Linked DNA regions of Mus musculus: region 2 is linked to region 1. Evidence: chromatin contacts called from ENCODE Hi-C data. All regions are on one chromosome and are shown on one strand. The core of a region is the stretch at or near the end of the contact, and the rest is flanking DNA. Distances in the headings are between cores, read along the strand shown. Region 1 holds the start of Mynn (myoneurin). Region 2 holds the start of Mrpl47 (mitochondrial ribosomal protein L47).

Region 1 (3,101 bases), core at 164-2,663:
AAAAGACAAGAAGAGACGGTGAACTGATAGCCGTAAGCTTTCATCAAACATTCACCCATGCAGCGGTAAGGGAGTGTGGGACAAAAGACTAAACCCAAAGAACACAGCTCTTCCTTTGCCTCCCAACCCCCAAAAGCCTCATCGAACACTCGTGGTGATTAAATGCTTTTCTTTGTTTTACTGCACTAGAACACTAATGCAATAAAAGGCAGTGAAAAAAACAAAAACAAAAACAACAACAACAAAAAAAAACATGTCACAGTTGTAAACAGGGCCGTAAAATCCTAAGCTTCTAGAGTTGACCCCTCAAACTTTTAAGCTCCAACAGGCATCTTTACCTGAAGGTGCTTAAACAAATAGACTAAGAAAAGCCTCCTTGAAACAGGATAAGAACACGATACGAGTTGTTCCCATTGCTCTCTGATCACTGAACCCTGTAAGCAGAGATGGTGAGGTTCCAAGCTCCAGGCAAGTGCAAGGGGGCGGGAACGCCCCGACCCGCTGTGTCAAAGGTTCCATCACTCTCCGGAGGAGGACACACCCCTTGCCTGCCCGCTGCTTGCTTGGCAGCGGCGGAGGGCGACAGTCCTAGCCAGTCCCCGGCCACCGCTGCCTTGCACTCCCAGCTTGCACTCCCGCGAGTTCCCACGGCACCGGCCATGACTACATATACCGCGGACGCTGCCTCTGCCTAGACACCCTCCTCCGCCCCGAATCGCGCTCGATCTCCGAGGCGCCGGACCACATAAGACCCCGGGATCCCAGAACGCAGGGACGACAGGCCAGACAGAGGGCGGCACTCACCCGTAGCCGCCCAAGGGAAACAGTTTCTTCACTCTCTCACCGCCATCTTGGGAGGACGTCACTGCGACGCTCCGCCTCTCCCTTCCTCCTCTGCGATAGCGTCACGTCCGGGTGTGTGGTCCATTGGGGACACCGGAGATAGGACGCTAAAAGTCTACTAGGGCCGGCGAGCTGGGTCTCAGAGCCCTGACTTCCCGGCATGCCCAGGTCTCCGGATCACACCTCCTTGCTCACTCGCATCCGGTGCGAGCTGCTCACCTTGTCAGCCCGCAGCTGTCGGCCCAGATTCTGGATGGAGACCGGGCTTGAGTGCAGAGCCGGCCTCTCCGGGAACCGCGCTGCGCGCTGCATGCTGGGAGTTGTAGTTCTTTTCCTCGCCTGTCATCCTGTCTTCATTAGCGCCCCTCCAGTGGAGATGACTGTGTTGTGCACCCTGGTTCTTGACCGGGGCGAGTGGGAGGGATATGCTTAAGTCGAGACCAATCACTCCTTCCTCTTTTGCATATCCGAAAGCTCTTGGGACCCCCAGAATTCTGTTTGAACCGGCTCACCAAAGCTCATCTACCAGAATGCCCTTACCTGGCAACAGAGATGAGATGTTCGAAAGCAAAGCAAAGCAGCAGGGCACACTGGGCATGCGCAACGTGGGAGGAAGGTGGGCTTTCTACCGGAAAAGGTTTTCCTACGTCTGAACCAGAATAATTTTAGCACAGTTATTTACCTCGAAATCAGAGTTAGTGCAGTAAAGGGAGAAGAGCAAAGTTAAGTTTTGATGTGTTCTTCCCTAGAACCTGCGGACGTCATAAATCTTAAAAAGCACAACTGAAACGTTTGTTGGTATAAGTTACGTTTATGCTTTTTAAGGAATTTACCTGTGACTTTATTTAAAAGACAGTCTCAAAAACTCTGAGAGTTTTTTCCATACCGGAATCTTTTTGCTTATATCTCTGTGAAGAATTTGTGAATAAAACCACGAGTCGTTTTTATAAGAAAAATGTTGAGGCTACTTTTTTATATGTCTGAGTATAAATTTCTTTTTAATTTCATCTTTTTGTCAAACCCTTTCGATAATGTGTTAATTCTGAAATATTTAGTGAAGTTGACATATAAATTAAGAACAAAATTTAGCCTGACAGGAGGGGGGGGAAATGGAATCTCGAGGGGAGAAAACTGAATACAGACATGCTTCAGAGGCTAGAGATTGGGAGAATGCCTTCTAGAATCAGTAGCTACCTACTTCATCAGCCCTTTTTGTTGCTGCTCTCGTCTGTGTGTTGGGGCGTTTGTTATCAACATTAAAACAGCTGATTCAAGGTCGTTTCTTTAATGGGCGGGTTACCGTTTTAAAAGATATGTTTCCGCCCGGTTTCGAACCGGGGACCTTTCGCGTGTTAGGCGAACGTGATAACCACTACACTACGGAAACTTGGTTGCACTGGTGTGTTGAAATGTTCTTCTTATGTGATGTCGTCATATACGTTTCACACCTGTTTAAGGTTTATGCATTTTTCAATGAGGAGAGAGAAAAAATATTAACAAAGCACAGTTAACTTAACAGGCTGAGACTATTTAAAAGTTTGAACTTGTTTGCAATTTCTTTTTCTCCCTTCCTTCCTTTCATTCATTCTGTCTTTTTCTTGTTTTGCTAAGCCCGGCGGGTACACCACTAGAGACCAGCAGGCACACTTAGTTCCTGGCCGAATTTCATTTTTTTTCTCATTTTAGACAGGTTATGCTTTCCTCCAGCTGGGAAGCAGCGGCGCGCTGTAGCCAGGGCCTGTGATTTGGCGCAGTACAGTGCTTTGGCGGGTTTTGGTGGAAGCACGTGTAAATTACCCTTTTCCCCATCCTGCTTCGAAACCAAAGCTTCTATTTGTGTGCTGTTTTAAAGCCCCTAAAGGATGCGCGAAACCAGACACCAAGACGTTCATTTTTTGCTGCGCAGTGTACTTTCTTTTTCTGAACTGAACTTCATAATGATCTAAGGCATTTATATTCTTACCAAATGGCAGACATGTTCTTATTCCTAAAACATCAACCTCAGGAAATGAAAATTAGCTTCGGAGGACCTAGAGATATAATCCAGAAGATGAAGAAAAGGATGAAATAAGGGGGGAAGGAGGGGGGGGAAGAGGGAGGGAGGGAGGGAGGGAGGGAGGGAGAGAGAGAGAGAGAGAGAGAGAGAGAGAGAGAGAGAGAGAAATGAACGGAGAAAAGAAAAGGGGAAGGAGGGGAGCCGAGCATCCCAGAACTCAGAGCCTGAAGAGGGGAATTCCGCTGAGTTCGAGGGCAGCCTG
Region 2 (3,101 bases), core at 189-2,688, 2.1 Mb before region 1:
AATATAATAGGCTTTAGGGCAATTTGTGTGTGTGTCTTTCTCTATATTAGACAAGGCAAATTGTATATCTCTAACCAAGGCCCTCTCTATGACTGTCCTGAGACCTGAGCTCTTTACCCCTCTTAGGCTCCTTTCTAAGAGAACAGTGGTTCTCAACCTTCCTAATGCTGCAACCCTTTAATGCAGTTCTTTGTGTTGTGACCTCCAACTATAAAATTATTTTCACTGCTACTCCATAACTGTAATCTTGCTACTGTTATGGGTCACAATGTGAACATCTGTGTTTTCCTACGGTCTTAGGTGACCCCTATGAAGGGGTCGCGACCCGCAGGTCATATGAAAAGCATGACTGCATTAACATACAGCAGATACAATCTGGGCTGAACCCAACTTTACACATTCACTCGCACTAGTCTTTTAAAAAAAAAAACAAACATAAAATATTTTCGTGGCCTTCTATGATGTTGTGAGGTCCACGGACACAGTTATTACCGTGCCTAACGGGCCTGTCACCTGGAGCCTTTTTACACTCGTGCCTAGGAACACCATGACAGCCTTCACTTCAGTGCGCTTCTCAGCAACTTCCTATCTGCGGGTTGGAACCAGCTGCAGGTGCCACGCACCCTGATTCTGCCCTGAGCCCAGCGACGCAGTGCAAGCCTGCAATCCCAGCCCTCGGGAGCCGGGACAAGTGCAGCCTCGGATCCCCGAGACCCTGTCTCAACAACGAAGTGTGTGCAGTTGCCCTTGGAGACGCGGGCAGCAGCTCCATGCCTGCCTAGCCTGGCAGCGAGGGAGCAGCGCCCAGCATGGCGTGGCAAGGCGCTTCGCAAACGCTGAGCTTAAACAAGGCCATCCGATCTGCAGCAGCTCTTCACACGAGAGCCCCAGGCCGACTTTGTCCCCGCTCTCTCCCTCGGAGGTCCCCAAGGTCACCTGGAAACAGCCCTCCCACCTCTCACCCGCGTCTCCGAGGCCGCCACCCACCGACAGTCTTCGGAAAGCTCCGCGTGAGAAAACTTCCGACTCCGAGTCTAGGACCAGCGCGGCGGCAAGACAGCGCTGTCAGCGCGGAGACCGAAGCCCGCTGCAGCAGGCTCATGGCCGCCATGGCTACACCGGCCACGGAAGGAAGTGGGGAGGGCTAAGGGAGCCGGGAGGGACAATCCACCAGTGAGGGCGAACGCTAGAGGAGGCCATATTGAGTGAGGGCAGCGGCCCGTTCCTGCGAGCTTCACAGGCAGGCGCTGGCGGACAAAAGTGACGACATTGTAGGTGGGGCGCCCAAAGAGAGCCCTGTAAACTCTATGGCAGACTTGGGAGATTGAAGCGAGAGCCGTGGGAGCGGCCATGTTTAGTAAGGGCAAAGCCTGTTCCTGTTTGCTTCACTTGCCTCACGCCGCCAGCGGAAGTGACCTCGTGGACACCGACACTGTGGGTCTCCATTAGAAACATGGCTGCGACCAGTCTAGTGGGTATTTGTAGAAGAGCCTCAGCGTTCCTGAAGGCAGCTTGTTCCCTAGTAAATCCCAAGGACGCTGCTCACTCGGGGTAAGTGGTGAGAGAAGAAATGACTGCCTCCGCCTTTGGGCGCTTCTTGCAGGATGCAACAGAGCTCTAGACAGGCCACCGCGGAGGCAGAGAGCGTGACCTTGCAGTCGCCTATCCTGGCGCACTAGTCCTCCTGCGTTCTGTCGCCGCGGGCGGTGGGAGCATCCGCTGCTCGGTGCTTCCTCGGACTCGCAGTGTCCTGGGGCTGGGTCGGTTGGGAGGGAGGTTTCCGAGGAGTCCTGAGCTGTGAACGGAAGGCTTCCCTCGGCGTCTTTGTACACAGATTGTCCGGCAGATGTTAAGTGATGAGCGTAGCTACGGCAACAGAAGCTGCGTCTGCGAGTGTGAGAATGACAGCTTACTCTTCACTGACACTTGCCAACAGGGAGCCGAGTTTTAGAAATAGTAGAGAGCAGATTAATTGAAGGAAGCAGTCTCTTCTATATTATTACACTAACTTTGCAAATTAGCTTTTTAAAACCTTGCAGAGTTGTAATTTGATCAGGGTGGCAAACTTGAATAAATGATTTCGTCTTCCATTATCTTGATCTGATGCCTTCCTTGACCTCTGACGGTATCAGGCACACACATGGTGCACATATATGCAGGGAAAACATTCAGATACATAAACCTTAAATTTGTTAATGAAATTATTTCAGTATGTGTGTGTGTGTGTGTGTGTGTGTGTGTTTTGTAAAAAATGAATACCTATCACTCAGAAAAGAGGCAAAATATTTTGAAGACAGTAAAACCAGTTATGCATTCATAGAACACATTGCCGTTTCTTTTTTAATGTTGCAGGTATACACTTGATTTTCCATCATTTCCCCAGGACAACAGAAACATTATTAGAGTAATAGTCAAAATATACCCTTAACCCATAGTAGCCAGTCATTGACAGTTGTCACATTTTTCAAGATCCCTGGATTTATGCTCTTTTTCTGCACTGTTGGACAGAGGTCAAAATTCAATCATAGACCCAAGGACATTGCCTTACTAAGTATGACCCTGTGGTCACACTGTGGAATACAGTGTTATTATTTAGCATATAATCCAAAATAAAAATAGGACTTGCTCTACTAATCCCTTCCCTTTTTTCTTTCCGCTTCATTGTCTCCATTCAGTTCCATTCTTTGCTTCAGGATCCAGTGAAGGATCATTTAGTGCAATAGTTGCCATTCGTCCAGTGTTTCTTTTTTCCTTTGTCATCACACTGGCAATTTGGGGTAGGATTTTGTTTTGTTTTGTTTTGCTTTGTTTATTTCTTCATAATTAGTTTCAAGTCAGGAGTCATGGACATAGCTCAGTGGTAGAGTACCTAGCATGCCTGAGGCCCTGGGCTTAATCCTCAGTACACAGGAAAACAAACATAAACTCCAGTCAAATACTCTTGGTTTGGAAGACAGCACTTGTGAAACATTTTACATTGTGTTTTAAGATCATTTTATCAGTTCATTAAGTGCTCTTAGAAACATAATTTCTAAATATATATATAATTATGCATAAGATTTTCATGCAGCTATAAAGCATGGTATGTTTATGTAACTAAT

What was found. A loop is a pair of places that touch in the nucleus more often than their neighbours do.
Region 2: a map of left cerebral cortex shows a loop between it and region 1 (5-fold over the local background). The contact joins the promoter of Mrpl47 here to the promoter of Mynn in region 1. A Hi-C loop is called at or near these places in 2 of 37 maps with a recorded cell type or tissue (T-helper 17 cell and left cerebral cortex).

What each region holds. Positions count from the first base shown.
Region 1 is chr3:30,600,399-30,603,499 of GRCm38, reverse strand. Mynn (myoneurin) reads right to left here and starts at 1,413. Exons shown (of 8, transcript NM_030557.3): 1 at 805-1,413. It overlaps n-TVaac8 (a tRNA gene), which reads right to left and starts at 2,230; the gene lies at 2,158-2,230.
Region 2 is chr3:32,735,092-32,738,192 of GRCm38, reverse strand. Mrpl47 (mitochondrial ribosomal protein L47) reads left to right here and starts at 1,438. Exons shown (of 7, transcript NM_029017.2): 1 at 1,438-1,551. The coding sequence starts at 1,454. It overlaps Ndufb5 (NADH:ubiquinone oxidoreductase subunit B5), which reads right to left and starts at 1,130. Exons shown (of 6, transcript NM_025316.2): 1 at 988-1,130. The coding sequence starts at 1,111.